Linked DNA regions of Homo sapiens: region 1 is linked to region 2. The links are chromatin loops, found by intact Hi-C in ENCODE. Cell type or tissue: OCI-LY7. All regions are shown on one strand.

The links. A loop is a pair of places that touch in the nucleus more often than their neighbours do. Peaks named below come from ENCODE experiments on the same cell type or tissue, not always from the same donor. Only the 100,000 strongest peaks of a DNase experiment are listed, where the experiment ranks them.
Region 1: a loop joins it to region 2, with 4 times the contacts of the local background. A loop is called at or near these places in 22 of 110 quality-filtered maps.

Annotation. Positions count from the first base shown.
Region 1 is chr22:46,611,042-46,613,541 of GRCh38, reverse strand. It overlaps a transcript of GRAMD4 not described here. Among named protein-coding and RNA genes, the nearest start is that of GRAMD4, 8.1 kb to the left of the region's middle. RefSeq lists an enhancer at 50-189. In OCI-LY7, a CTCF peak has its summit at 1,019; a DNase peak (open chromatin) is centred at 1,041; H3K4me3 peaks cover 976 bases; H3K27ac peaks cover 1,209 bases.
Region 2 is chr22:46,562,207-46,564,706 of GRCh38, reverse strand. No RefSeq gene overlaps it. Among named protein-coding and RNA genes, the nearest start is that of LINC02925, 22 kb to the right of the region's middle. RefSeq lists enhancers at 482-651, 641-935, 2,374-2,500. In OCI-LY7, CTCF peaks have their summits at 781, 983 and 1,182 (motif pointing left); DNase peaks (open chromatin) are centred at 796 and 1,186; H3K4me3 peaks cover 710 bases; H3K27ac peaks cover 1,096 bases.

The DNA of each region.
Region 1 (2,500 bases), 49 kb before region 2:
CCTGCCTGGAGGACCCAAAACCACCACATACCACAGCGACAGCAGCTCGGGGACACAGGGAACACTCGCCTGTGCGGGGCTAGGGGTTGCATCCTGGCCCTCTGTGCCTCCAGCACCGAATGGGGCTGACCCACATCTGCTCCAGTCGCCCTAAGTACCACCGGGGCTGGAGAGCCTCGAGGAGTGGACATGTGTCCCACTATCCACCAGATCATCTCAAGCACAGGCATGCAGTGGGTCGCGGCAGCCGGAAGCCAGGCCCAGGCTGGCCACAGCTGTGTGACCTCGGACAGGGGCCCCTGCTCAGGGCTGTTAGAGGACAACATGAGAGTGCTGGAAGGACTCAGCAACCTGCCCAGCCAGCAGTGGTAACGACAGCAAAAACACAGCCCTACTCTCCAAAAAAGTGTTCCACAAACGCTGCTCTCACGCCCCATACATCACCACTGCATAACCACAGGCGCTGGGGAGGCAGCGCTGTCTTGTGGGTGTGGGGAGCCAGGGTAAAAAGTTCTGAGACCATCCCAAGACGCTGCTAGTCACTACGAGCTCCCGAGCAGGGACCCAAGCCCAAAGTCCACGGGTGGGGCAGGAAGGGCCTGTGGGTGAGCAGGGGCTGTGGGCAGCCACAGGAGAGAACCATGGCACACAGAACACAAACAGCACTTCAGCCTGGGGGCCCCGGGAAGCAGGAGACCGCGTCAGGGAAGGCGCAGCAGCCTTCGGCCACCCACTGGCCAGCACGGCTTGTCCTTGCCCCAGCTGTAGACAAACCAGGCCCACACCCTCTGCTCCCATCCGTGATCCAGCCCTAAAGGGTTGAGAGTAAGGTTCCTTGCACCAGGCTGCCCAGGTCAAGCCAGTCCTAACCCTCGGTTTCCAGGTCTTTAGGTAGAGGTAGCAGGGGCACCTGAGCACGCGTGTGAGCTCAGGAGCCCATCTCCAGGGAACCTGGGCCACAGTCCAGGCTTACACCAGCTTGGGCCTTGAGAGGAAGCCTCAGGTGAATGAGGGCTGGCAGCGCCTGCTACAGGCTATTCTCAGGACCAAGCACTGTGCCCTCACTTCCCCCAGGCCTCCCGCGCACCTGAGCCTGCTCAACACCACCAACTCCTGACACCAAGGAGAGAAGGCCTTCCTCCAACAGGCCAAGGACATCATCCAAATCTAGGTCCACAGCACAGCATCCATGGTCAGGAAACCACAGTAACAGTAACAATAACAACAGTACCATCGGCCAGCCTCAGTGGCTCACACCTGAAATCCCAGTACTCTGGGAGTCCAATGCAGGAGAATCACTTGAGCCCAGGAGTTCAAGACCAGCCCAGACAACACGGCAAGACCCCGCCTCTACGAAAAATAAAAGATAAGTTAGCCAGGCGGGATGGTGTGCACCTGTAGTCCCAGCTTCTCAGAAGACTGAGGCAGGAGAGTCGCTTGAGACCAGGAGTTCAAGGCTGCAGTGAGCTATGATCGAACCACTGCACTCCAGCCTGGGCAACAGATCAAGACCCTGTCTCTTCTTTTTTTTTTTTTTTTTTTTTTGAGATGGAGTCTCGCTGTGTCTCCCAGGCTGGAATGCAGTGGTGTAATCTCGGCTCACTGCAAGCTCCGCTTCCCGGGTTCACACCATTCTCCTGCCTCAGCCTCCCGTGTAGCTGGGACTATAGGTGCCCCCCACCATGCCCGGCTAATTTTTTTTTTTTTGTATTTTTAGTAAAGATGGAATTTCACCATGTTAGCCAGGATGGTCTCGATCTCCTGACCTCGTGATCCACCCACCTCGGCCTCCCAAACTGCTAGGATTACAGGCATGAGCCACCACACCCAGCCGAGACCCTGTCTCTAAAAATAAATTAATAAAAATAATGTCACCAACAGTTCCATCCACACCTCAGAAGGGCAGCCTCTGCCCAATAAGCCTTTCTCGGAGTGTACAAAGCAGGATGAAAGGACGAGAGTGACAAGCTCCCACCAGTGTTCATCTCCCCTACCCCAATCACAATGTTGAAAGGAAGAAGCATCTGCTAAACCACCTGACAAATGGGTAAACTGAGGTTCGGGAAGGCAGGGTGAGAAAGAAGTGGCACAACAGGAACACGAACTGACTCCACTGGACTCCATGGCCTGAGCTTGCTTAAACCCCACGACAGCCCCAGAAGCAGCTTAGCACCCGTCACCCCACCCTCCCCAGCATATGCCTCTATTAATCCATCCATCACACCATATGGCAGCTCATAGGCCCCTCTGCCTAGAAGCCTGAATGGGGACCCTGGCAGAGTGACCGCATAGATGTTTATTTTTTATTTAATATTTTTTTTTTTTGAGATGGAGTTTCGCTCCTGTTACCCAGGCTGGACTGCAATGGCGTGATCCTGGCTCACTGCAACCTCTGTCTCCCGGGTTCAAATGATTCCCCTGCCTCAGCCTTCCGAGTAGCTGGGATTACAGGCACCTGCCACCATGCCCGGCTAATTCTTTGTATTTTTAGTAGAGATGG
Region 2 (2,500 bases):
CTGTGTCACCTCCGCTGGCCTCTGTAATCAGCATCTGCACGGTGGGCCTTGGATTGATGTCACTCTCTCCCTTTAGATTCCCCTCTTGGAAGGAAAGGCACCAAGGGCCTGCCCCCCTCTCTGCTCAGGATCCTCCAGACAGCTGGCCTCCAGGCCACCCACCCTGAGGCTGACCTCCGGCCAGCTGGGGCCCTGCTGCGCCCCCAGGCTCCTCCTCTGTGGTCAGATGGTTTTCACTTCTTTGGCCTGATTCAGGGGCTGGTGGGCGGGGCAGTGGCTCACACTGGGTTCACCTGTTAAAGTGCAGGGGTAGGGGTAGCTCCCCAAAAGGAGAAGCAACAAAGATGGACACACAGCAAAGCTGTGGGCGTGTCTGCCACAGGCCAGTGTCCCTGGATGCCTTGGGTGGGGTGGGGCTGAGGCAGGCAGCCTGCCAGGCCAGAAAGCATGAGGCCCTGGCCCTGGGCTTGTGTCCCTAGGGATGCAGTGAGCACAGACCTCCCTAGAGGGGGGCCTGGCCCGCCAGAAGCCCAGCCCCGGCCCCTGCCACCAGCCTGTCCTTCCTCAATTCCTAGCTCCAGCCAGATCCCCAGAGATGAGCGACCCTGATGACCAGCAAGGGCAGGCCCGCCCTCCTTCATCTCCCTCCTCTCACCCGGCCCAGCCCGGAGGAGGAGTGTGGTGTGAGTGTAGCCGCAAATCCAGTCAGCTCCCCTGGGCTGAAGCCCCAGAAATGCTGCTCCAGGACCCAGGCAGCTCCAGTCTGCCCCACGTGGCTTCCAGGGGCACAGCCCTCGGCACAGAAGGCTGTAGGTGTGGCCTGCAGCACGGGGTGGAGGCTGGGAAGGGCCTGGGGGACCCAAGGGACGGATCAAGGCCTGTTCAGAGCCAGACTCCAACCACCTGCTCCCAAGCCAGCCCTCAGGCCCTGCTCTGCAATGGGTTCGGTTGCCCTGTGTTCGCCTTCCGGGCCCCAGCCCAGGTAGGAGGATGCTGGCACACCTGCTGGCTACAGGCGGCCCTTCCTTCTCCTCAGGCGAGGAGGTGCCCACTCTGAGCTGTGCAGCCGGGAGCCAGGGTGAGCTGAGCCCCCACCTGCTGCCCCAGGGAGACCCTGCCACGTCTCTCTTAGCCTAATTTAGCTGTGCGTGAACCTCCCACCTGCCCTGCACTAGCTGGTCCCTAAGCTCACTGGGGCCACCTTGTGGCTGCTCACGGCCTCGGCCCCGCAAGTTGGGGCCTGATTTCCACACTGGCTGCATTTGTCCTCTGTGGACTTTTGTCCTCTGTGCCACCTTCTTGGGTGGCACCCGCCACATGCTGTGCTGAGCTACTTCTTTTTTTTTTTTTTTTTCTGAGGCGGAGTCTTGCTCTGTCGCCCAGGCTGCAGTGCAATGGCGCTATCTCGGATCACTGCAAGCTCCGCCTCCCGGGTTCACGCCATTCTCCTGCCTCAGCCTCCCGAGTAGCTGGGACTACAGGTGCGCGTCACCACGCCCGGCTAATTTTTTGTATTTTTAGTAGAGACGGAGTTTCACCATGTTGGCCAGGCTGGTCTCGAACTCCTGACCTCATGATCTGCCCGCCTCGGCCTCCCAAAGTGCTGGGATTACAGGCATGAGCCACTGCACCTGGCCTGTGCTGAGCTACTTCTAAACCCCACAGAGGGCCAGGTGTGCTGGCTCACACCTGTAATCCCAACACTTTGGGAGGCCAAGGCGGATCACCTGAGGTCAGGAGATCGAGACCAGCCTGGCCAACATGGTGAAACTCCATCTCTACTAAAAATACAAAAAATTAGCCGGGCATGGTGGCAGGCACCTGCAATCCCAGCTACTCGGGAGGCTGAGGTAGGAGAACCACTTGAACCTGGGGGTGGGAGGTTGCAGTGAGCCGAGATCGTGCCACTGCACTCCAGCCTGGGCGACAGAATGAGACTCAGTCCCCCCGCAAGAAAACGAAACACCATGGGGGAAGACGCACATTTTCATGTATAGGCTCTTCCTGTTTCACGTGAGGAGCATCGCAGGATGCATCTGTTCTGACACGAGGGGCACCAGATCGCTGGAGGCAAAAAGAGGGATCCTGAGAGGCCGTCTGGGAAAGAGAGAACTGAAAGACAGTGACAGCAGTGACGATGGCTCACACCTCCTGTGTGCCGGGCACTGTTCTGGGCACTTTATACGAACCAGTGAAGAGAGTGGCTGTCAGTGTGAGAGGAGCTCTGGGGACACGGGGATGTCTCGCAATGGGGCTCCTTCCTCCACCTCCCCATGAAGCCTTTGGTAGACCACACAGCCTCATGTGCCTTCAGATGAGTTTGTGTGGAAGTGGAGTGTGGGGCATGCAGGCCTGAGGGTGAGGGCAATGCCTGTCCCCTTGGGATCACTTCACCCTCACAGGGATGCTGGAGCAGGCCTGGGATCCCCCCATCACACAGAGGGAATGACCAGGGCTCCCAGAGCCGGAGCACAATGTCCAGGCTGTGGCTGCTGAATGA